Linked DNA regions of Mus musculus: all the other regions are linked to region 1. The links are chromatin loops, found by intact Hi-C in ENCODE. Cell type or tissue: left cerebral cortex. All regions are shown on one strand. Region 1 overlaps Tenm4 (teneurin transmembrane protein 4). Region 2 overlaps Tenm4 (teneurin transmembrane protein 4). Region 3 overlaps Tenm4 (teneurin transmembrane protein 4).

Region 1 (4,000 bases):
CAGCACCCAAACCTATGGTAATGAATGAGCACGAAGGTCGGCTTTACTCATCCTTCAGGTAAGAACATAGAGAGCCCCTTCAGCTCCTTGCTAACTGACCTCAAACAAGATGTCACATGTAGAAATGACCTTGTAAATGGTTCAACAGGGACAAATGTAACCATTTATTCTGCCATGCCCAAACCTGCTTCCTCAAAGCTAGTAGGTACCCCAGACATCACAGAGACATCTTGCCATCAGGTCCCCTTGAGCCTTCCCTCCCTCTGTTTGTGTGACCCCATTGCCCAGCCATTTCCAAAGCCATTGGTTTGCTTCAGGTATCGCCAGGGCTGTCCCTTGGGTGGGGCTCAACTTAAGAGAGGGCTCCTGGATTTTCCTTCGTGGGAATCATGCCTAGTCTGTTTCTTCTGTCCTTTGCAAGGCCTCCCTACGGACTTCTGTGTGCGTTCCACTCTTCACATCATTCTCCCTGCCTTGCCGTAGTCCAGGGTCTGAACTGAAGGTCTATGGGTGTTGAGGACAGAAACGTAGCAGTGTCTTTCTTGCCTTTGTCATGTCTTCTCTTGGGAAGGATGACGTCATCATTTATTTTAGTTTTGTGTGTGTGTGCGTGTATGTGTGCACTCACCATGCATGCATATTTCTAGATACAGGAGAGGGTATTTGAGGAGCCAGAGAGGGTATCAGAGCCCCCTGGAGCTGCAGTTATAGGCAATTGCGAGCTGCCCCACATAGGTGTTGAGAATCAAAGTCAGGTGCTTTGGGAGACCAGTGTGTGCTCTTAACAGCTGAGCCACCTCCCCAGCTCCCAAAGGCCTGGAATTACCATCAGCTACTACACGCAGTCTGTCTTTGTATAACTTTGACCTTGAATTTCCCCCTACTTTTTCTTTAACTTTCAGCAACTTTCAGGCATTGCTTAGGGAAGATCTGGACTCCAGCTCTTTTTATAATTTAATATATTTTTTGAGAATTTTATAGATGAGAGCCTCTACTTCTCCAATTCTTCTTGTGTACTCAGATCCATCTCAAATTCACAAACTCCTTTTTAAAAAATTATTATATAATGTAAACCAATGTCTATTATATTATACATACATCCTTCTGAGCCCATTTAGAGTCACTGCTATGTGCATGTTTAAAGCTGACCACTTGGGTTTGGATCGCCTACCAGGGGGCTGGCCTAGTCTATGGGAAATACTAATTCTCCTCGTCTCAGTAGCTATTAGTTACCTATAGCTCTTCTTCCAGGCCTTGTGAGATTTCCCCTATTCACACTGGCATGTAAACTGGTGTCGTTGTGCAGATCTTATTTAAGCAACCACATTTTTGGGATTTCATGGGCTCAGCTGCTCTGCCATTATCAGATGTCCTGGCCTTTCAGTTTTTAGTGATTTTTCTTTCTCTACTTTTGCGATGTTTCTTGAGAATTAGGTTTGGGGTTGTACTGTAAATGCATAAAGTGGGGCTGGGTACCCCACAGTTAGTTTTTCTTTTTGACCAGTTTGGAATTTCTGTAATGTTTTCGGCAAAAAGAAGCTTCTATGACAAGGGCTGAGAGCTATACTTATCTGTGGGTATAAGCATTTAGAATATAGTTTAGAAGCTATACTGTCTGTACTGTTTTCCTCTCGGGTCTATGACATTACCAGCCATGCAGAGTTGGTTAGATTTACAGTACCAGTCATGAATGTCCTCTAACTGAGTAGGCCTTAGGTACAACTGGATGGGTATTGGTTACCCCCAAGATATAAGTGCCACTACTATGCCCTTGGAACATCTTGCCATGCTGGTCATTGTTGGAATGGCATATAGTACCTCTATCTATATGCTCATTTAAAGTCAAGCTCACTGAGACCTTTTTATATTCCTCATGTCAAGTCCCAGCCCCACCAAGAGTGTTTATGATTTCTAACCTCTCTAACAGGAGATGTAGACAGCCCAGCTGCCTCTGCAGGCTTTTGTCAGCCTGTACCTTTCTGTCTGTCTAATGAGCACCTGCACTGCACTCTACTCAGACATCCATGGAAGCTTTTGTCTTTATACATCTGTGCAGTCATTTGCTGCCCGTGTATGGGGAGACACTGTTCACAGTGGGTCGGCAGCAGCCAAGGACTGTCTGGCTGAACATTGCTTCTAAGGCAATCTTTGTATGGTGGCTTCAGATAGAAAACTGACTAACATTAGCAGCAGTTCTTTCTTTGAGAACTGTAAACTAGGGATAGGAATATGCAAATCATGGGGCCTCTGTAAGCATCAAATGATATGGGAAATTCACTGCATTCAGGACAGCATCTAGTATACAGAAAGTCTTTATTTTGCAGTCTCCACAACCTGGCTAAAAGGTCATCACCACGTGTCCTCCTCCCCTCCTGAACACCACTGACATCTAGTGGTATGACGAAAGAACTACAGGTGTGCTTACCCAATGCTCCAGCCCTTTTCTGGGATTGTAGAATGGCTTATAAGGAAAGTCAGCCAGGTTTCTGGATGCTTTCCCAAGCACTTCCATACTTATTACCTAATATTATCCACACTTTAATCTTTATTGTATATAATAATGGCAAACATGGGATCAAAGGCAGATATAGGGCTGGGACAAGACCTGCCCTGAACAGTATCTCCTAGCTCAGGAAATTTGTCCACATCATTCCCTGTGCCTAGGATACACTGTCACATAATAAATGCCCAGTAAACTATCTGTACAAGAAACGACCCTCTACAGTTTAGAAGTCCACATGATGATAGTTAGTTAGTGGGAAACACCTCCCACTGCCTCCCAAGGTAGGTGACTGAATAGAAGTATTTAGTACAAGCGTTTCCAGCAGACAATGGAAAGATGACTCAGGAGTTAAGAGCATTTGAAGTTCTTGCAGAGGATCCAGGTTTGGTTCCCAGAACCCACACAGTGGCTCCCCACTACTTGTAACTTCACTTCCAGGGGCTCCAATGCCCTCTTCTGGTCTCTGCAGGCACTTGTGTACACATGGCATATATACATACATGCATAAAATAAAAGTAGATAAGATCTAGACAAAGAAGCACATAAATATCCCTACTCCCCCACTGGGGAAAGGAAATTTTCCTGGGGCCCCTGTGCTCCTTGCCTTTTCTTGAGGCCTCTCTCCACTCCCTAGATAGAATGGGTTAGATCCACACAGGACAAGAAGCAAGTCACAAAGTGTAAGTGGATGTGGCTGGGAGAGAGCTGTTTTATCTTTATGTTCTGTGATACTGGGGCTTGAACCCAGGGCCTGGAGCATGCAAAGCCTTATCTCTGGCCCTGCGGTGCTTCTCTGGGAAAGGCTAAATGGCAGCCTAGGACTCCACAGAAGGACAAGAACTCTGGCAAGAGGGGAGCTGCCTGAGACAGGGAAGACTTGAGCATCCAGAGGCTTCAAAGCCAGTAACTTTGTTATGGTTTCTAGGGCAGCTGGGTCGGGGGGGGGGGGTGGGCTGGTGGCATCTATCACCACTAGTCCTAGTAGGACATACTTTCGAAGAGACACAAGAGGCCGAACTCCATAAGGGCTGTAGAAGGCCCGCCCCCAAACCCCAGGCTGAGAATTGGTTTTCCGTCTTCCTAGGACTCTCAGAGCATCCCACATTCTACCTGAGAGCCTCTTTCTGGTATCACAGATGAGGCCCGAGTGCCCCCGGCTCCCCCAACATCAAAGATGAAGTCTGTTTCATCACCACCCCGCCCTTCCCTGGTTGTTCTCAAACTAACTACACCATTTTTTTCCTAGCAGGTAGTAGAGATTGGAACTAATCCTCTGACTATTTATTGCCTGTCATTTCTAACAGGACTGTAAGTTTCTCTAAAGAAATGGTTGTCTTGTAAGCATCCAAGCTCAAGAATAGAGCATTTGTGTACAGTGCAGGAGGCTGGGGTTTGATATATAGTACTACTGGGAGGAGGGGGTGGAGGAGATCTAACAGGGAAGTAGAAGGGAAAGGAGAAAGAAAGGGGGAGGAAGAGAAGGAGGGAGAGACACAC
Region 2 (4,000 bases), 190 kb before region 1:
AGTGGACCATCTCCTAAGCTGCTCCTACCATTTTTTACGCCCCATGCCTGACTCTGTCCTCTGGAACTACACAGAGTGAGTGCTTGCTGTCTAAAACAGCGTTTTTGACTTGACAGTCTCTAAGCTTTCCTTTGGGGAGCTGGAAGATATTTGTCTGAGGTCAGTTGAAGAGAGTCTAACCCATAGATGTCTTGCTGTTTGCAACTCCCACAGAAGGGTGTGAAGCATCAATCCTAGAGAGAAAGGCTTCAGTGTAGGACCCCGTATCTTCATCACTTCTTCCTCCTTGTGAGAGAGCAGGCTCTCTGGAGGCCTCCCCTCCCTGCCCCGCACTCTTTGGGCTATAAAGTTAAACCTATGGCTTCTGTCCAAAAGGCTTGATGTGAGTTTGAAGAGGAAGGAGAAAAAAAATGAGCCTAGCTGCTCACTAATAACACCCAGGCCCCAAGTGTAGCAGGCCTGTGCTCATGAAACAAATGACACCTGAGACCGGAGGCTGCCAGATGTGGATAAGGAATAGAGGAGGAGCTATGATTACCCTAGCTTCCAAGCCTAATGCTTTTCCTAGTCTTCTCGTGTCCATCTTATTTGTACCCGAATCCCAGGAGGTGAAATGAACATTTCTGTTACCATGCTTTGGCCTATACCTTTCTATGTAGGCTACCCATAGCAGACTTAAGCGTTGTGTAAGGCCCTTAATTTCAATAAAGCCATTGTGAGCACAGCTACCTTGTGCTGGGCTCTGGACAAGATACTTGGCCATGGAAAATGTGTACTGCAGCTCTTAGGATGAGATGTCTACTGTCCCTTCCTGTGGCATGGCTGCTTCACTGAAGGGCAGTTCACAGTCTGAATGAGGAATGTCTCCCAAAACTATTTTGAACACTTGATCCCCAGCTGGTGGCACTGTCTTGAGAGGCTACGGACCTTTAAGAGTTGGACCCTTGCTAAAGGAAGTGGGTCATTGGGGGTGGGGCTTGAGGGTACATAGCCTGATCCCACTTCCTGCTGCTCACTGTCTGCTTTCTGATTATGTCGAAGATGTAACCATCTGCCCCATGTTTTTGTCGTTATGCCTTCTGTGCCATGATGAACTGTATCCCTTCTTAAATTATGAGCCTGGATCAACCTTTCCTTCCTCAATTGCTATCGTCAGGTATTCTGCCATATCGATGAGAAGAGTAACTAACAAATAGTAAGGTGTCAGATCTTTAGGAGCCACATTCTCTGCAAACGACTCTCATCACCCAAGTGCAGCTCTACCAACACTTTCCAGATGGCGCCCAAAACTGCGTGACTCAGGCTCTGCCAGACCCAGAACCGCAATAATGTTCCACCAAGCAAAGCTCTCTCAAATGGCTCAAACGGCCTCTTGAAGAACAGCGATTAAGCTTGGCAACATTCTCACTTACAAACTAAACTATTGTTACTTTGAGCCAGGGTTTGTTTAGTTTTTGCAACTCACTCAGTTTCTGGGAGAGGTGAAAACATGACCTAATTAACCAAAAGATCCATCACGGCTTCTGAGGTTGTAGGACTGTCCCTCCCAGAGGTGGCTACAGCTCATGTTTGTGACACCACAGGCTCTGGATTTTCTGGTACAATTCCTCTAGGCAAGGGATTGTTCACGGGAAAGAGCTGAATGGGATCATCTCTATCCATCAAACCTCAGGCTGAGATAATTGACGTTCAAGGAGCTGTAATGGCATTCTTCCAAGGCCACCAGCAAGCAATGTCTCCTTGACCATTGTGCTTCTTAGCCTAGCTGCGGCAACTCTATTACTCGCTCTAGTATGCAGAGGTAGAAACAAGCCTCAGTGGCTTATACTACCAGAGGAGCACCATGCTTGCATAGAGACATTACAGTGAACTCACCCCACCCTTTAGGGTGGGCTTAGACTTGGTATAGAAGAGCCAGAAGAACCTAGGGTGCTCTGGGGCTTTTATTTAAATGGAAAGCCTTTCTCCATCCCTCTTTCCCAGGCTCTCTGGCCAGATAGGTGCTTGAAGCATCCTCAAGATTGCAATCTGCAGCTCATCTACTGCCTTTTACACCGTGTTCAGAAGTGAAAGAAGCTGTCAGCTTCGTGTGGATACAGCTAACTGTCAGTGAAGCAAAATTAACTTTTGTCCTACTTGGAGAAAAGACACGGGGTGGGGGCATTTTAGATGACTGTTCCCTTTTGTGGCTGCTCTCCTGGAAAAACTAGACATCCCTACAAATGTGCTCTGACATACGCCCTGTTTGCTTTCTCGGCTGCTCTAGTGACTAATGCAGGCTGGGAAGCTGGCAGGCTGCAGCAAGACAGGATTGGACCAGGTTTTCTCTCAAAAGATAAAGATGTAGATACTCTCTGCCTTGGGGTCACAACAGAAGTATTAACAATCTGCAACTTCCACTGGGTGTCCACTCTGTGATAGGTGTGCGTGTATGAGCATGTATGCATGAGTGAGTGCAAGTGTGTGTGTGTGTGTGTGTGTGTGTGTGTGTGTGTGTGTGTGTGCGCATAGGGCAGGTTAGGTACCCTGTATAAACTTTCTTCCTTGAATTTTATGACAACTCTGTGATACAACCACTTGGGCCTTCATTTTACAAACATAGAAACTAAAGAGGCAAAGCTTGTAGGTGAGGAGCTGAGGTCTTAAAGCTACAGGTCTAATTTCAGAAGCCAGGCTCTTGAGGGCCATTTGTCACTCATGGTTACCTCTTCTGTGAGATGGGCTAATCATGGCATCCGTGCCCACTATAAGAACAATACAGAGATGGGAAGCTAGGTTTCCAAGAGGCTAAGAACCAGAGCCACGCTTACCCTGTGAATAAAGATCACAGGTGGGACCTGAAGGAGGCATCCATCAGCTCAGAACGATCCATTCAAGCCTAGGACCTGCAGCACCACACCTAGAGGCACACATGCTCTTAGAGATCCCAAGTCTTGGATGAATGGTGGCTAGGTCATTTACTACCAGTGGGATCCTGGAAAGTTGTCATGAGCTTTAGATTCTCCATGAACAAAAAAACAACACTGATTCCATAGAATCATTATGAAGGTTCAGAGAGAAGCAGCACTGGGTTTGGCCCAATGCCAGGACCACATTTAAAGTTTGGTGTTTTGTTTTGGTTTTGGTTTTGGTTTTCCGATACAACAGAATATCGAGATTGGAAAGCTACAGCATGAGGGGAAAGACTGAGCTGGAAAGAGTCAAAGTATATTTTCAAAAGTGTCAGAATACCTGTGGTTGGGTGACTCACATCCCTAATGTGACATCATGGGACAGTGAGTGAGTCACTTAAGCTTTGTGGGCCCCAGACAGGGTCTTCATCTGCAAATGGGGTCCTAACCCACTGGAGTTAGGAGATTTTGATGGAAAAATACAAGTGAGGTGTTTAGGGCAAAAGGGGGCACGAGGAAGACTCGGCACTAACAGCAAGTGATGTTGGGAATGACAGACAGTGGGCACTGACATTTTTCTACACTGCATGTTGTATATTTGTTCTACTCAAAATGTTCTAAGAATGATCATGGTGCTATGAGAATAAAGCATCGTCTACACAGCATCAGCTGCTTGCGTCTCCATGTTGCTCTGCAAGCAGACTTCTCTAGAAAAGGAAAGGTAAGGTAACCAAATGGAGACCAGTGAGGATCTGAAAACAGTAACAAGAGGGGTCAAGTAGGGTGAGCACATCCGCGTGGCTGCCTGTCTCTGCATGGTTACCTGTCTGAAGTAAACAGCAAGAGAGCTCCACTTCCCTCTTTGAAGACGTCACATGACCCTGACAAGGTCCTCCCTGGGGCGTGGAGAGTCTACCTTAGCCATATAAGGCTTTCTGAGGAAAGTAGGAGCAGATGGCCCAAAGGCAAGTCTCCATGGAGTCTTAACTCCAATTCCTCTATTTTCCCATGAAAATACCAGTAAATATGTCTGAAACGTAAAGGTCACTGGCTGCTCGTTTCTCAGCACAGTTCCCACCTCAGAGGCTGAATGTCAAATAGATCTGTCA
Region 3 (4,000 bases), 250 kb before region 1:
AGAAGAGAGGGAGAGCTGAAAGTGTAGATGGCTTCATGCTACAGAGCCCGGGGTCAAACATGCACACATACTTTTTGTTTTTTCTTTTCCTTTCCTTTCCTTTCCTTTCCTTTCCTTTCCTTTCCTTTCCTTTCCTTTCCTTTCCTTTCCCTTTCTTTCTTTCTTTCTTTCTTTCTTTCTTTCTTTCTTTCTTTCTTTCTTTCTTTCTTTCTTTCTTTCTTCCTTCCTTCCTTCCTTCCTTCCTTCCTTCTTCTTTCTTTCTTTCTTTCTTTCTTTCTTTCTTTCTTTCTTTCTTTCTTTCTTTCTTTTTTTTTAAGACAGGACTCAAGCAGTCCAGGGTGACTTTGAATTTGCTGTGTAATGGAAGATAACTTTGAAGTTTGGATCCTCCTGTCTCAATCTTGGGATCACAGACGTGCATAACCTCAACCCACTCCATGAAGTACTGAGGATGGGACCCAAGGCTTTGTGTATGGTAGGCACGCGCTCTATCTACTGAGTCACCTCGTCAGTCTCCGAGCATTTATAAACCAAACGGATCTTCTTCTTCTTCTTTTTTTTTGTTTTTTGTTTTTTGTTTTTTGAGACAGGGTTTCTCTGTGTAGCTCTGGCTGTCCTGGAACTCACTCTGTAGACCAGGCTGGCCTCGAACTCAGAAATCTGCCTGCCTCTGCCTCCCAAGTGCTGGGATTAAAGGCGTGCGCCACCATGCCCGGCTCAAACGGATCTTCTTTGTTATGTGTCAGTGCTGCAGCCACACACAGTTGGGAGGAAGCGGTATGACCTGCGAGCGGTGGTTATCTGTAGTTCCATCGCATGAGCGCACAAGTGAGCCTTCATCTGGCTCTGTTTTCCATGAATCCATCCAGCCTCCCCTCCCCCTTTCTTCTCCTCCTCCCCCTCCCCCCTCCCCCCTCCCCGGCTGGCTCTTCTATGGCAGTCTGTGGGTGAGCGTTTAGCATTCTCCACTCGCTGATTTATTCACCCGACAGCCTGATTGATCTCTGTGAGGTGAACCTGATGCTGTGACTCTGCTAATAAGAGCTCTTCAATAGTCCTCACTGACTGCGGGAGAAATCCATGCTCTGCCGAAAGGCACATATTCCTTTCCTTCTCTCCCCACTCAGCCCCATGCCCAGCCATGGAGATGGACTGTTAACTTCCTCTGACTCCCCGAGTCCCTCTGACAAATACTCTGCGTGACATGTCAAGGAAGCACAATGGATTTCAGAAAGATTTTAATAAAAAAAATTTTAAGCAGTTTGTTGCTCTAATTACTAAATAGAGTATTTACAGAAGTCGTCATTTGTCAATAATGTGGGATACAGGACAGAGATACAATTATGCCGAGAACACCGGCTTGGGGCCATGGAGTTCCATAAACCTCTCTGATGTCACCATATCTGACAAGTATAAGTATGGTTGTTCCCATTTCATTAGAAAGAAAACGCAGCCAAGAGAGATAAAACAATTTGCAGGAGGCCACAGCTACTAATTACAGAGGCAAAATTTGAACACAGGCTTTTGGCCTCCAAACTTAGCATCCTTCCATGATGCCATACTCTTTAGAGCCTGCAGGAACTCCCGTCACAGCAGAAGCCAGGGCCCTGAAGCAATGCCCTGAGAGGCAGGGAAACGAATGAAGGGCAGAGAATTCTAGAACTTTCAGAGGTTAAAGGATTCCAAATCACCACTAAGCTCAATGTGCTCACTTAACAGAAAAGAAACCTAGAGGATGGGCATCGGTTCCCAAGGTCGCAGAGTGAGCTGGGAGAGTAAGAGTTAATGTAGAGGAGAAGAGTTAGAGTCGGGAGTGCAAAAAGAACTGAGGAATCAGTTTGCCGTAGCTCACAGGAGTCCATCAAGAGACCAAGACTGGGGGATGAAGAGATGGCTCAGCCTCAGTGGTGAAGAGCATGAAGTAGCGTTTCAGAGGGCTACTGCTTGGTTCCTAGTACTCACAAGCTCCTAACTGCCTGTCCCTGCAGCTCCGGAGGATCTGGTGCCCTCTTCTGGCCCCTATAGGTACTGCATTCATATGTACACACCCTCCACATATATTATTTAAATTATTCTCAGAACGAACAACTAAATAATAATAATAATAAAAGCATCTATAAAAGTGACAATGCCATTTCAGACTTGAACAGTGACAAGTGACTTGTCATTTGGTCAGCAGCATGGCAGAGAAAAAAAACATTCTCCCTGAGGATAAGGGGGCATGTATTGGGCTCCAGTCTTCCAGTATGACCAAAACCAACTTTCTTTCCCTCTCTGAACCCTGCTTTTCTGCTCTCTATGATGAAGGCGATGGCACAAGTGACTCCCGGGGACTGCTTCCTGTTCTAAAATAGCAGGAATTATAGTGAGATTAGTTGGAATGCGAGGGCATCAAAACATAAATGCCGCAGAGTGCTCTGGGATGTACAAGGGCAACGACTGGGGGAGAGGGCTTGAGCAATAGCCTGGGACCCAGAAGAGGAACGGGAGGTATGGATGGAAAGGGCTTCCTCAGGGCTGGAGGGAGGCTCAGAGGCTAAGAGCACACACCGCTCTCACAGAAGCCCCGAGTTTGATCCTTAGTCCATGAGGCATCTTCTCTAGGCCTTGTAGGGATTCACCCGAGAGCAGAAGCCAGGGGCTGAGCAAGGCAGGCTTCTGGGACAGCAGGGTCACCAGTGAAGGCAGCAAAGGGGCCAGTGGGAGGGGAGAACATTCTAGAACTGCCTGAACTTGAGTAAGAGACACCACTCCAACATGTGGCCTCCCTCCAGGGCTAAGTGAGCTGTCTGGGTTGTGAGTGAGTGAGACTTGTGGGTTCTGAGCATCTCTTCGCCTGGAAAGGCCCACGTCCCGAGGTGTTTACATCAGTACTGGCTTCCTAAATACATTTCTAAATAAACGTCACTCAGGGAATTCCATTCTGAATTTTGTTTTAAAATCCAAGAGTCTGAGTAAAGTTCAAGGCCAGGTGACTTTCCCTTTAAGCTACCGTACACTGTACCGTGGGAGGGCCGCCTCCTCCAGCCCTGGTGCAGGAGCCCAGCACAGAGAGGCAGAGGGCTGGTTTCTGGGTCTCCTTGTGCTCTGCAATGGCTGGGGGCCATGGGCGTGGTGGGCCTTCCTTTTCTTAGCTCCTCTGTGATCATTCTTCCCACAGCAGCTGTCCCTGTTTGCAACTTCTGTTCCTTCTTCCAGAGCTAATTCTAAAGCCCTAATCTCTGAGAAGACTTTTTGGCAGCGTAAGCAGACCAAGTCCTTATCACTATGGAAACACCATATCCTCAACGTTGTTGACCATGAACCTTGGAGTTTAGAAACGGACGTTATTCATTTGCGTATTTACCCTGGAATCGAATCCACAGAAGGGTCTCAGCCTACTCTTGATGCTATCGCTGGAAGCATTCACTCGATGGTCTTCCAGCTCTAAAATGCTTCCGCTCAGTCCTTCTCAGCTGAAGGCACAGGTATCCCTCCAATAGACACTGACAACTAGCTGTACTCAGCAGGATCCACTTGCAGATGGCTCCCATACACTTTCAAGACTGATTTACGAAGTCTGCAAGCCTCAAACCTGCTTCTCACCTGCCAAAAGTCCTCCGTAGTGGCCAAAGTGAGGAAAACACATTTTTTTTTCTGGGACACAGTCTAGTGTCAGCGGCTAAATCTGACAGAACAGAAGCCTGGCTTCTCAAGGATTTGTCCTGGGCTGTTAGTTTTGGGGAAGGCATAGTTTTAAGAAACAGAGTTTTAAGAAAATAATTTGAAGATGGCAATGTGAAAGGGAAGGGAGCCATCTGGAGAATATTTTGCTTTTGATAAAATGTTTATGTGGATAGAATTTCTTCCATATAAAGGAACTTTAGCAACCTGGGCTTGACCTGAGATCCCATGAATATGGAGCTGGAGAGAGAGCTCAGTGGTTAAGGTTACTTGATGCTCTGGCCGAGGACCTGAGTTCAGTTCTCAGCACTCACATGATGGCTTACAGCCATCCATA

Evidence for each region. A loop is a pair of places that touch in the nucleus more often than their neighbours do. Peaks named below come from ENCODE experiments on the same cell type or tissue, not always from the same donor. Only the 100,000 strongest peaks of a DNase experiment are listed, where the experiment ranks them.
Region 2: a loop joins it to region 1, with 4 times the contacts of the local background. A loop is called at or near these places in 2 of 42 quality-filtered maps.
Region 3: a loop joins it to region 1, with 2.7 times the contacts of the local background. A loop is called at or near these places in 13 of 42 quality-filtered maps.

What each region holds. Positions count from the first base shown.
Region 1 is chr7:96,517,768-96,521,767 of GRCm38, reverse strand. The region is part of intron 4 of Tenm4 (teneurin transmembrane protein 4); the gene reads right to left. Among named protein-coding and RNA genes, the nearest start is that of Gm15412, 180 kb to the right of the region's middle. In left cerebral cortex, a CTCF peak has its summit at 2,387 (motif pointing left); DNase peaks (open chromatin) are centred at 571 and 2,382; H3K27ac peaks cover 249 bases.
Region 2 is chr7:96,706,468-96,710,467 of GRCm38, reverse strand. All of the region lies in intron 10 of Tenm4 (teneurin transmembrane protein 4), which reads right to left. Among named protein-coding and RNA genes, the nearest start is that of Gm15413, 93 kb to the left of the region's middle. In left cerebral cortex, no CTCF peak of the experiment used is centred here; DNase peaks (open chromatin) are centred at 1,313 and 2,185; H3K27ac peaks cover 2,166 bases.
Region 3 is chr7:96,767,997-96,771,996 of GRCm38, reverse strand. The region is part of intron 13 of Tenm4 (teneurin transmembrane protein 4); the gene reads right to left. Among named protein-coding and RNA genes, the nearest start is that of Gm15413, 32 kb to the left of the region's middle. In left cerebral cortex, a CTCF peak has its summit at 2,005 (motif pointing left); DNase peaks (open chromatin) are centred at 1,974 and 3,144; H3K27ac peaks cover 947 bases.